2 separate regions of the Homo sapiens genome follow, and region 1 is linked to region 2. Evidence: read pairs that join two places in POLR2A ChIA-PET (ENCODE). Cell type or tissue: MCF 10A. All regions are shown on one strand. Region 1 overlaps LAMC1 (laminin subunit gamma 1). Region 2 has its middle 6.2 kb from the start of LAMC2.

Region 1 (5,000 bases), 150 kb before region 2:
AGCACCATACACAGTCATCCAGGGTGCAGGGTGCAGTGCATCCTCGGATAAAAAGAGTTAAAGTTGCTATGGGAACCAGAATTGCACTTTCTGCTTGTTGTGGGGAGAAATCTCCACCAGCCACTTTTCTAAGAAGAAGTCTTTTTTGTTTCACCTTCAACTTCTGGATGGATTATTCAGTTGCTGTTAAAAAGTTTGGGTTTTATGTCTTATAAGTTATAGTAAGTTTTTATCAGTACCAGTGGGGTAGTAGTTGATACTAAGATTGTAGCTAAGGATTTGCCTTTTATCAAACAGCCCCATTAATTAATTTGATAATCATTGTGGATGGAAACTTGGCAGACAGGATCCTAATCTTGAGAAAGGTAGCTTTTCCTCTTTCTAAAAACAATTAGATTAAGGAAAAGAGTGCTTATAAAACCAACCCAATCAAAGTTTATGAAACTCCTAAAATTAACACTGAAACCAGATTAGTTTCCAAGCTCCTCATAAACTGTAGGAACCAATAGTGATTAAATGAAGCTTTTAAATCTGCATCTGCATATCTTTTTTGTGTGTTTAAGTTAGAATAATTGATATATAAGGCTATTGCCTTTTATTCTCTTTGGTCCTCTGCTGAGTGTGTATGTATTTAACATGGAACAAATGGCAATTTTTCCCCCCAGGAAAACCTTTGCAAGGTGGGTTCTGACTATGTCAGGGAATAGCTCACTGTGGTGACTTCACTGTGGTATTTGTGCACCCTGAGGGGACACTATTTTAGTTTGTCTCACAAAGGCCTGATTTACATTTTGCAGGTTTCAACTTGAGAAGTTAAGGAGCTCTTCCTTAATGGCCAGCAGTTGTTGAACACAGTTTTATAAAGTTGCTGTTGGCTGCTTTCCTGTTCTACAGTTCACTGCTTTTTCTCCAAATTCCTTCTCCATTCTAAGGGCATTCAAAAAAGAATTTACACATTAGGGGAGAAGTTGGAGCTATAAGGCATTCCTCCCCCCCCCCACCTCTTCCATTTGTCATTGGTCACATTTGTGGGAGGAATCAAGTTTTGACTATTTCAGTTCTAAATAATTTTAGAAAATTGGGTGTGCCTTTTGCTATGCACTCCTTCCTCCTGTGCATACATTCTCATGTTATTGCCGGATATTCTGCAAACATTTTAAAAAATACTCTTGAAATACATACCACTGTACCTGATAGAAAGATGTAGAAGATTGAGGGTCCTATCTTCAGAAGATTATACTTTGTTAGGAATTTACACACTCATAATGGCATTACAATAATAAATCAAGGGTGTCTATATAATATTTTACAGTTTATAAGGCCTCCAGTTTATCACTGATGAGATTTCTCACAACGCAAGGAAGGCAAAGATGCCTAAGGTTGTGATTTGCCTAAAGTCATGTGGGAGATAGGTCTTTGACTACCTAGTTGATTGCATTCGTTCTTGCAGCTTGCAGCTTCTCTAACGAGTCTCTCGAAAGAAAGTCTACTTTATTCTAAGCCACTTTTAAAATTTCATGTATACCCTGGTTCAGAGATACCAGACTCCTTTGGTTTTCCTTGTTTTTTCTTCTGCATACTTCTTTTTATTTATGTTCCTAGATTCCTCTCTTTTCATGCTGTTCACGCTTCGTGGATGAACTCGTGTTTGTCTCAAGGCTTTATTTGCAATTTCATTTGTAAATTTGTAAATTCTAAAGTTGTATTTCTAGTCAGCTCTTTTTCCAGATCTAAAATCTTGTTGGTTATGGTCAATTTGGGATGTCCAGAGACCATATTCAAAACTAAATTCACTCCTTGTTGTCTCACCCAACTCAAAGCTCTTTTGGTATTCCCTATCTCAGTGAACTACACTGCTGTCTAACACTGAGTTTCTCAACCGATGTTGCCCACGTCTCTCCTGAAAGAACCATGCTTGACAGGCTTCATGAGTAAAGACTACTCTGGTGAACAGATAGGATCCACTGCTGTGTGGTCGGTCGGTTCTGGGTAGCTATAACTTCACCCGTTTCTTTCCCACCAATCGTTACTATAATCTGTCCAAGACTCTACTCTTACCTTCTATATCCAGACACTATGTGTCTTGAATGCTTATCTTTCTCTCCGTCCTCTTTGTCTCTGCCTTACTGTAAGTTCCTTACTGTAAGTTCCCATTGCATTTCACCTGGATTGTTGCCACAGCCTCCAAATAAACTGGTGGGCTTTCTGCCTCCAGTTTTGCCCTTTATATTTGGGCAGCCATCCTTTGGACTGAGTGATGATTCTAAAATGCAAATCTGATCATACAATTTTGCAGCTAAAAATTCTGCAGTGGTTCCTCAAGGTTTTATGATAAAGTCCAAACTCCTTGGCGTGGTGTACAGGGTACTTAGGATCTGGACCTTTTTGTTGCTTCACGTGTTCACAGGGCTGTTCTTTGGTTTGGAACACTTCTCCCAGGTGTTAGGACTCCTTCCCCAGTTTCTCTCTCTCTCCCCTTTCTGCCCCACTCCCTGGCTTGGATTAAGTCTCCCACTGACGCCACCCTGTAGGTATTTATCACAGTCCCTATCACATAGGATTATCTGTTTCTTTACTTGTCTGTTTCTACCTTTAAACCATGAAGTTTTTGAAGGACGAGTCAGGGGTTTAGTAATCTTTTAGTTCAGTTAAAGATGACTAATATTGGTTAATTGCTTGTTATGTATTAGCAACAATGCAAATTCCTGGATGTGTAGTGATTCATGGGACATTGCCCTGACCTCATTCTTAGATGAGGTGTAGATGCAGAGACCCATGTCTCTCGATTTGGGGGTAGGCAAATGATGGCCTTCTTAGCCAAGTCCAGTCCAGTCCTGCCTATTTTTGTATGGGCTGTGAACTAAGAATGGTTTGTACATTTTTAATTGGTTAGAAAAAATCAGAAGAATAATATTTTGTGACATGTGAAAATTTCATGAAATTCAAATTTTAGTTACCCATAAAGTTTTGTTGGAGCACAGTTTAGCCCATGTAACAAAGCATTGTCTGTGGCTGTTTTTGCACAATAAGGGCAGAGTTGAGTAATAGCGACAGACTCCATATGTCCCAGCCCACAAAGGCTGAAGTATTTACTATCTGGCTCTCATAGCACAGGTTTGTTGACCTCTGTTCTAGAGCAGTACTTTCATGTTATATAGTAAGTCCTAAGTGAGAGATGCAAGCACAGAGAGGATTCACTTCACTGACTGTTTGGGTGGAGGCTGGAGGCATTCTGTCTCCAGTGACACTTGTCTGGCATAGTGTTCATAAAAATATATGTACAGTGAGTGAATAAATGAATGCCTGAATTATAAAACTCCCAGAACATTGAACATTAACTTAAATTCTTCAAAGCAAAACTTTTGAGCTTGTGTTTATTTTTTATCAGTGCCATCTCTCCATTTTATAAGATATATGTCACTGTAATAGCTAATATTAAATGTAGTATGTGGTTTTATTTCTGTAAATTTTTTAAAAAAGTACTAAGGTATGGAACTGGTATGGAATTGGAAAGGCCTATGACTGTCCTTTTTTGGGTAAAAATTAGACTGTTATGTGACTTGAAGGCAGCCTAGATAAATCTTAGGCGAAAACTCATGAATTCTCACATGTGAATATGTATTTCTGAAATGTTAATTTGTATTTTTTTCCTTTAAAAATGGACATAAGCAAATTTTATTTAAAGTATATATATTCTGTAGTTTCAGCTACTTGGGAGGCTGAGGCAGAGGGATCATTCGAGCTAAGAAGTTTGAGGCTGTAGTACACCATAATTGCGCCTGTTGAATACCCACTACACCCCAGCCTGGACGACGTAGACCCTATCTCAAAAATTAAATAAATAAAATGTATATATTCACATGTACATTGTTGAAATAGATTCTTAAAGGGAATTATTAAGCAGCTGAGGGGAAAGGTTACAATGAAATATTTGCTTGTTGTATATAGCATCCTTTTAAGTTTAGTGAAGTCATCATGAGTAGATTTAGAAGATAGGCATACTGTTTCTTTAGGATAGTGAAAGGACTGTAAATGTAGAGTACGGTATAGCCCAGTGTATTCCACATTAAAGTGGTTAGGCCGATGAGCAGTAACCACATATTCATCTAAAGTTAATAGGCAGCAGCAACAGTTGCTTCTTTTTTTTCTTTTTTTTTGGAGACGAGTTTCGCTCTTGTCGCCCAGGCTGGAGTGCAGTGGCACGATCTTGGCTCACTGCAACCTCTGCCTCCTGGGTTCAAGCTATTCTTCTGCCTCAGCCTCCCGAGTAGCTGGGATTACAGACATGTGCCACCACACCCAGCTAATTTTGTATTTTTAGTAGAGACAGGGTTTTACCATGTTGGTCAGGCTGGTTTTGAACTCCCGACCTCAGGTGATCTGCCCGTCGTGGCTGCCCAAAGTGCTGGGATTACAGGCATGAGCCACCACACCCGGCCCTGCTTCTTTACTTGTTCATTTTTCCTACTGGACTTTATTGACAGCTGTACCACTGTTCTGTTTGGGTTTTAGGGAAAGGTGTTAAAGTTTAGAGCAGAGCTGTTTGTTTATTTTTACTGCTGAAAATTTCTGAGAAGGTTTTTAAAAATATGGGATTAATGTTTCTTCAAGTTGTCAGCTTGAAAGTGTAAAATTTCAAGATGATTTTGTGCAGATCCTATTACTTTGCCTTGGTTGCTTGCTATAAGACTTGTTTAAGATAGAACTTGCCCTGTGGAGAAGAATAGAGTAGAATAAAATAATTTAAAAATAAGAAAAAAAAAGATTAAAGAAAAAAAAACACATATGTAAAAGGGCCCTGCTGGAATTTGCAAGCATCTCCTTTCTTGTGATATAAAGTTAGGTGTTTGCTCATTTGGGTCTAAAATTGACAGCTTGCTAATGGGGTTACCAGAAAACCCATTTATAGAAACATTCCTGAGATTTTAGAGTACTGCACCAGACTAGGGTGGCACTAATTAAGTATGTCTGCTTTTCTATGTGTGTGCTCTTCTAGGGGC
Region 2 (5,000 bases):
TGAGAACTTCAATATTTAAAGGGGAAAGGGCGGATATTAGGAAAAAAGGAAGGAATGTTTTGAAGGTGTATATAGATAAGAGGCCAACGGTTGCATTCTTTTGAGTCTTCGATTAGCCATTCACATGTAAGGGTGGGTAAAGGAATAGTCACTTATGTATTCCTTTAGCTCAGCGAATCAGCATTTTTACATAAGATAAAATACAGGGCAGAGGAAGTGATCAGATATACATTTGTCTCAGGTGAGTAGAGGGATAACTTTAAGTTCTGTCCTTTGTCCCGTACCCATAAAGATAAGCTATCAGTTTACCTTGTCAGGGTGAAATTCAACAGAACTTGATCTTGGGGCCCACAAGGAATTTCCTAGTGGGCAAATTGTGAGAGAGGTGTGTAGCTTTTTTATCTTTGTAACTATCTTATTTAGAAACAAAATGGGAGGCAGGTTTGTGTAATGCAGTCCCCAGCTTGACTCTTCCCTTTGGCTTAGTGATTTGGGGGTCCCATGATTTATTTTCCTTTCACACCACTTTATGTTTACCTGAGGCACATAGATGTATTCAATTCCATATAAACAATTTTGTTGCAAAACCACTTAGCCATATTCTGCTTAAGCTGAAATTTTCGAAGTAAATTATAAGGGTTGTATTAATAGAGGACCCTGAGAAAAGAAAATAGCAAAGGCATTAGTTAATTTGATAAAGCAATGACAATTAAACCTTGTTTTACTTTGTATTCATATAATAAAAAACAGAGCACTGAAATAGTTGTCCAAATAATTCAGGCCTAAAATAAATTCACCTAAAACAGCCAGGTGGTGAGGCAAATGTGTCATTTTGGTTTAAGTTGTCTGAATCACTGAATTAATTTTCCTACTTAATCTAAATAAACATATTGAGACTATGAGAAATTTTTAGGTTAGTGAGGAAGGTCTCTAGATTTTTCTGTGATTATTTGTAGCTCTCTCCATCATTAGAGCGCAGTGGAATAACCAATCTGCAAGTTTCCTGCAAAAGAACCACCCAGGAATGTTTGGGGATTTCTGTGTAACCCAGCCCTAGAAAAGCTGAGTTCGGAGATATAGCTACTAAATTCTTGAGCTCTTGCACAAGCTCAGACTATTATCACTATGCCGAAAATAACTTCCAGTTGTTCTAAGGCGTTCAAGAATCGAATTACTTAATAACGTACTCTTATATCTGGATTAAGGTATCAGACCAACAGAAAACCATGCAAGATCTGATTGGATGACATAAAAGGATGTTGCATAAGAATCGAAGCTGTCATATGCTGAAGAATAACAAAGGTAATATGACAAGGAAAATGCACCCCTAATAGCCAAACCTTGTTTATTGCTTACCTGCTGCAGAGGGGTGACTATAGAACATACAGTGTATGTTATAAGGAACAGGCATGTCATATTTTATGAAAGATTTTTTAAATTATAGAGCGTATTTGTTCAGTGAGTGGCTTAATTTGTTTTTATATTGTAGTTGAATAATAATTCTAGAGAGAGGTATCGGTGTGGATTTGTGTGGGAGCCTGGGTAACCTCAAAATGAGGATAATAATAACACCTGCTTCATGGGATGGTGGTGAACAGTGAACTCCATAATCCCTATAAAGGCTCTCATCACTGAGCTGGGCGTATGCAGAATATTCACTACAGTTTGGCTATTAGTATTGTAATTGTCAAGATTATTATCAGACATTGAAAACACACCCAAAGTTTCCCATTTAAAGGCAGAGGACAGGTTTCTAAATGCTATAGAGTTTTTCAGACTTTGTAATTTAAATTATTAAAGGTGGAAAAATTCAGATTTAAATTTAGAAATACATTTAGAAACACTGTTTCCTGAATTCATTTCTTCCTTACAAAGGCAAAGGTAGGATCTCTGATCTAAGGGTAGCCACCTCTCATTTCTAGTTTATCTTGTCAAGGCTGCATGTGATACAGCCCTGGCCCCCACCACTGCAATGGAGACAAGATTTTCACTGCAGTGGTCTCCTTTGCCTCTCATTCAAATTCGAATATCTATGGTCCAAGCATAAGCATGGTTGAGGAACCATGGGCAATGTTTCATCTACTAATCAACATTTCACAGATGCACGGATGCCCAAATTTCAGTTTAAGGGAACACAACAACTGACACAGCCTTGAAATCTACTAAATGTCCCTCTCTCAGAATCTTTTGTCCTCTGTTTTGTTCTGATTTTTTTCTGTGTCTATTTTGCTTTCTATCAGCTTATGCCCCTCTTCTCTGTGCTCCTTCCCAATTTTTTTTTTTTTTTTTGTCTGAGATGGAGTCTCGCTCTGTCGCCCAGGTTGGAGTGTAGTGGCGTGATCTCGGCTCACTGTAACCTCTGCCTCCTAGGTTCAAGTGATTCTCCTGCCTTAGCCTCCCAGGTAGATGGGACTACAGGTGCATGCCACCACGCCTGGGTTATTTATTTTTTATTTTTTTATTTTTAGTAGAGACGGAGTTTCATTGTGTTGGCCAGGCTGGTCTCAAACTCCTGATCTCAACTGATCCACCCACCTTGGCCTCCCAAAGTGCTGAGATTACAAGCGTCAGCCACCACATCCAGCCTCATTTTTTTGTATTGTTTAACTATTAATTGATTTGAATATTTCTGTCTATAATAGCTACACCAAAAAAGATGCAAATGAAGTTCTTCTTCATGTGTTGATTTCCCACCACATCTCTGGCCCAGGTGTACCATCAGCCAACCACAGAAAAAGGATCATGTCCCTTTAATAAATAAACGGCATTACTTCAGTTCTGGTCTGGCCTCTACCGCTCCCTGAAAACTAGCTGTGGGCACACCACATATGTTTCTGCATAAAATGGAAGCTTGCCACTTCAGCCAGGGTTTTGCTTCAGAGAACATTGTTTTCTGGAGTCTGGCCAGCCTCAGAGAATTTACCCAGACGATCCAGGAAACACTGAACCATTTCCATTTATGGACATTTTCCTTTACCAATTAAGAACAAAGGGGAGTTAAAAAAATTTTTTTTTCCTGATTGCTATATTTTACATTTAAAATTGTAATGTGAATGCTGACATAATTAGAACTATCTGGGGAGATTTTTTAAAAGGCAGGGAACTGGGACCAACAGCCCTGTCCATTGCTGGCATGTTAACAGCCAGTACTTCAGTTTTTATCATAAGTGAGTTTGAAAGAGGATGACATGCCAGACATTCCTTCTGAAAGTAAACTAAGGTAATGATGGAACTCAAGGGAAAAATCAACATGTTACTTATAATTCTATTTGGGGGGTTGGGTGGGGAGATGACCATTCTGTGAAATGATTTATACAGCACTGTAGAAAGAAAAGTCCCCTGGGTGATGACTGTGAGCTGCAAAAGCAACAATGAACAAAGGGGACTTCCAGGGCCTCAGCCTTCCTGGCCACACCCGGTGGGAATGCCCCAGTCCTTTTCCGCTCTGTGGTTGGAGAACTTCTACGTAGAGCATTATCCTCACCAACACAAGGAGTTACACTCTAAATGGACAAATTTGGGGAGGATCAGATGAAAATTCAAGCGCTCACTTTCTAGAACAAAAGTCTGAGATGGGTTTAAAATTCATGCTCCTATGCAAACATTTCAAAAAGCATCTTTTACTTTTTGTAAATTGCCAAAACAGGTTTCCAGAAGAGGGCTCCTCCTGCAATGCTTGGGTGATGTCTCTGCCCAAAGGTCTGAGCTGGCCACTTAGTGCTGATCCAAACCAGCAGAGATGGTTTTGTCAGGCCTGGTTTTATCACACAACTTATGCAAACACTGGTATGTTTCCAGTGGTTGCTTTGAGGTTGCACATTTGAATTAAAGTATCTGAATTATGAAATATATTCTTTTGAGATTTTCTCTTTTTTATATCAGTTTATTGAGACATTTTGTATACAATCCAATTTTAAGTGTACAATAGAGTTTTTTTTTGTGTTTTTTTTTCTTTTGGAGACAGAGTCTCGCTCTGTCGGCCAGGCTGGAGTGCAGTGGCACGATCGATCTCGGCTCACTGCAAGTTCCGCCTCCTGGGTTCATGGCATTCTCCTGCCTCAGCCTCCCAAGTAGCTGGGACTACAGGCGCCTGCCACCATGGCTGGCTAATTTTTTTGTATTTTTTTTTTAGTAGAGACGGGGTTTCACCGTGTTAGCCAGGTTGGTCTCGATCTCCTGACCTCGTGATCCATGCGCCTCAGCCTCCCAAAGTGCTGGGATTACAGGTGTGAGCCACCACACCTGGCCTTTTTTCTTTCTTTTTTTTTTTTTGATACAGAGTCTCTTTCTGTCGCTCAGGCTAGAATGCAGTGGCATGATCTCGGCTCACTGCAACCTCCGCCTCCCGGATTCAAACGATTCTCCTGCCTCAGCCTCCCAAGTAGCAGGGATTACAGGTGTGCACCACCAGTCCCGGCTAATTTTTGTATTTTTAGTAGAGATGGGATTTTACCATGTTGGCCAGGCTGGTCTCAAACTCCTAACCTCAGGTGATCTGCTCACCTCAGCCTCCAAAGTGCTGGATTACAGGTGTGAGCCACTGAGCCTCACCAGCAATTGATTACTTTTGACCACAGTAATATTTCTTTCATCCTCCAGAAGTATCCTCATGGCCCATTGCAGTCAGTCCCTGTCCCTGGCAACCACTGATCTGCTTTCTTGCTTTGTAGTTTTACCTTTTCTAGAATTCATTTAAATGGAATCACGTAGTATCTGGGCTCTTGTGCCTGGCTTGTTTTAGCACAATGCTTTGAGATTCACCCATGCTGTGTATGTATCAGTAGTTTATTCCTTTTTGTTACTGAGTAGTATTAAGTTGACTTTTGTCTGGATTTGAAAAAATATATATTTATTTGGGCCATATGGAAAAGCAAATAGATTTTTGTTTTTGCTTTTTTGAAAAGCCATGTGTTAATTAAAGGTAATCCTAAGAATACATTTAAATCTTTACCTTTACCTTTTCCTTGAAATGTAAGATCCCTACCTGTCTGAAAGTGAAG

Evidence for each region. Peaks named below come from ENCODE experiments on the same cell type or tissue, not always from the same donor. Only the 100,000 strongest peaks of a DNase experiment are listed, where the experiment ranks them.
Region 1: POLR2A ChIA-PET joins it to region 2 with 5 read pairs; 5 of 35 experiments call an interaction of 5 or more read pairs at or near these places.

Annotation. Positions count from the first base shown.
Region 1 is chr1:183,027,165-183,032,164 of GRCh38, forward strand. All of the region lies in intron 1 of LAMC1 (laminin subunit gamma 1), which reads left to right. Among named protein-coding and RNA genes, the nearest start is that of LAMC1, 6.2 kb to the left of the region's middle. In MCF 10A, no CTCF peak of the experiment used is centred here; DNase peaks (open chromatin) are centred at 2,727 and 3,057.
Region 2 is chr1:183,177,586-183,182,585 of GRCh38, forward strand. No RefSeq gene overlaps it. Among named protein-coding and RNA genes, the nearest start is that of LAMC2, 6.2 kb to the right of the region's middle. RefSeq lists an enhancer at 3,416-3,535. In MCF 10A, no CTCF peak of the experiment used is centred here; DNase peaks (open chromatin) are centred at 2,876 and 3,386.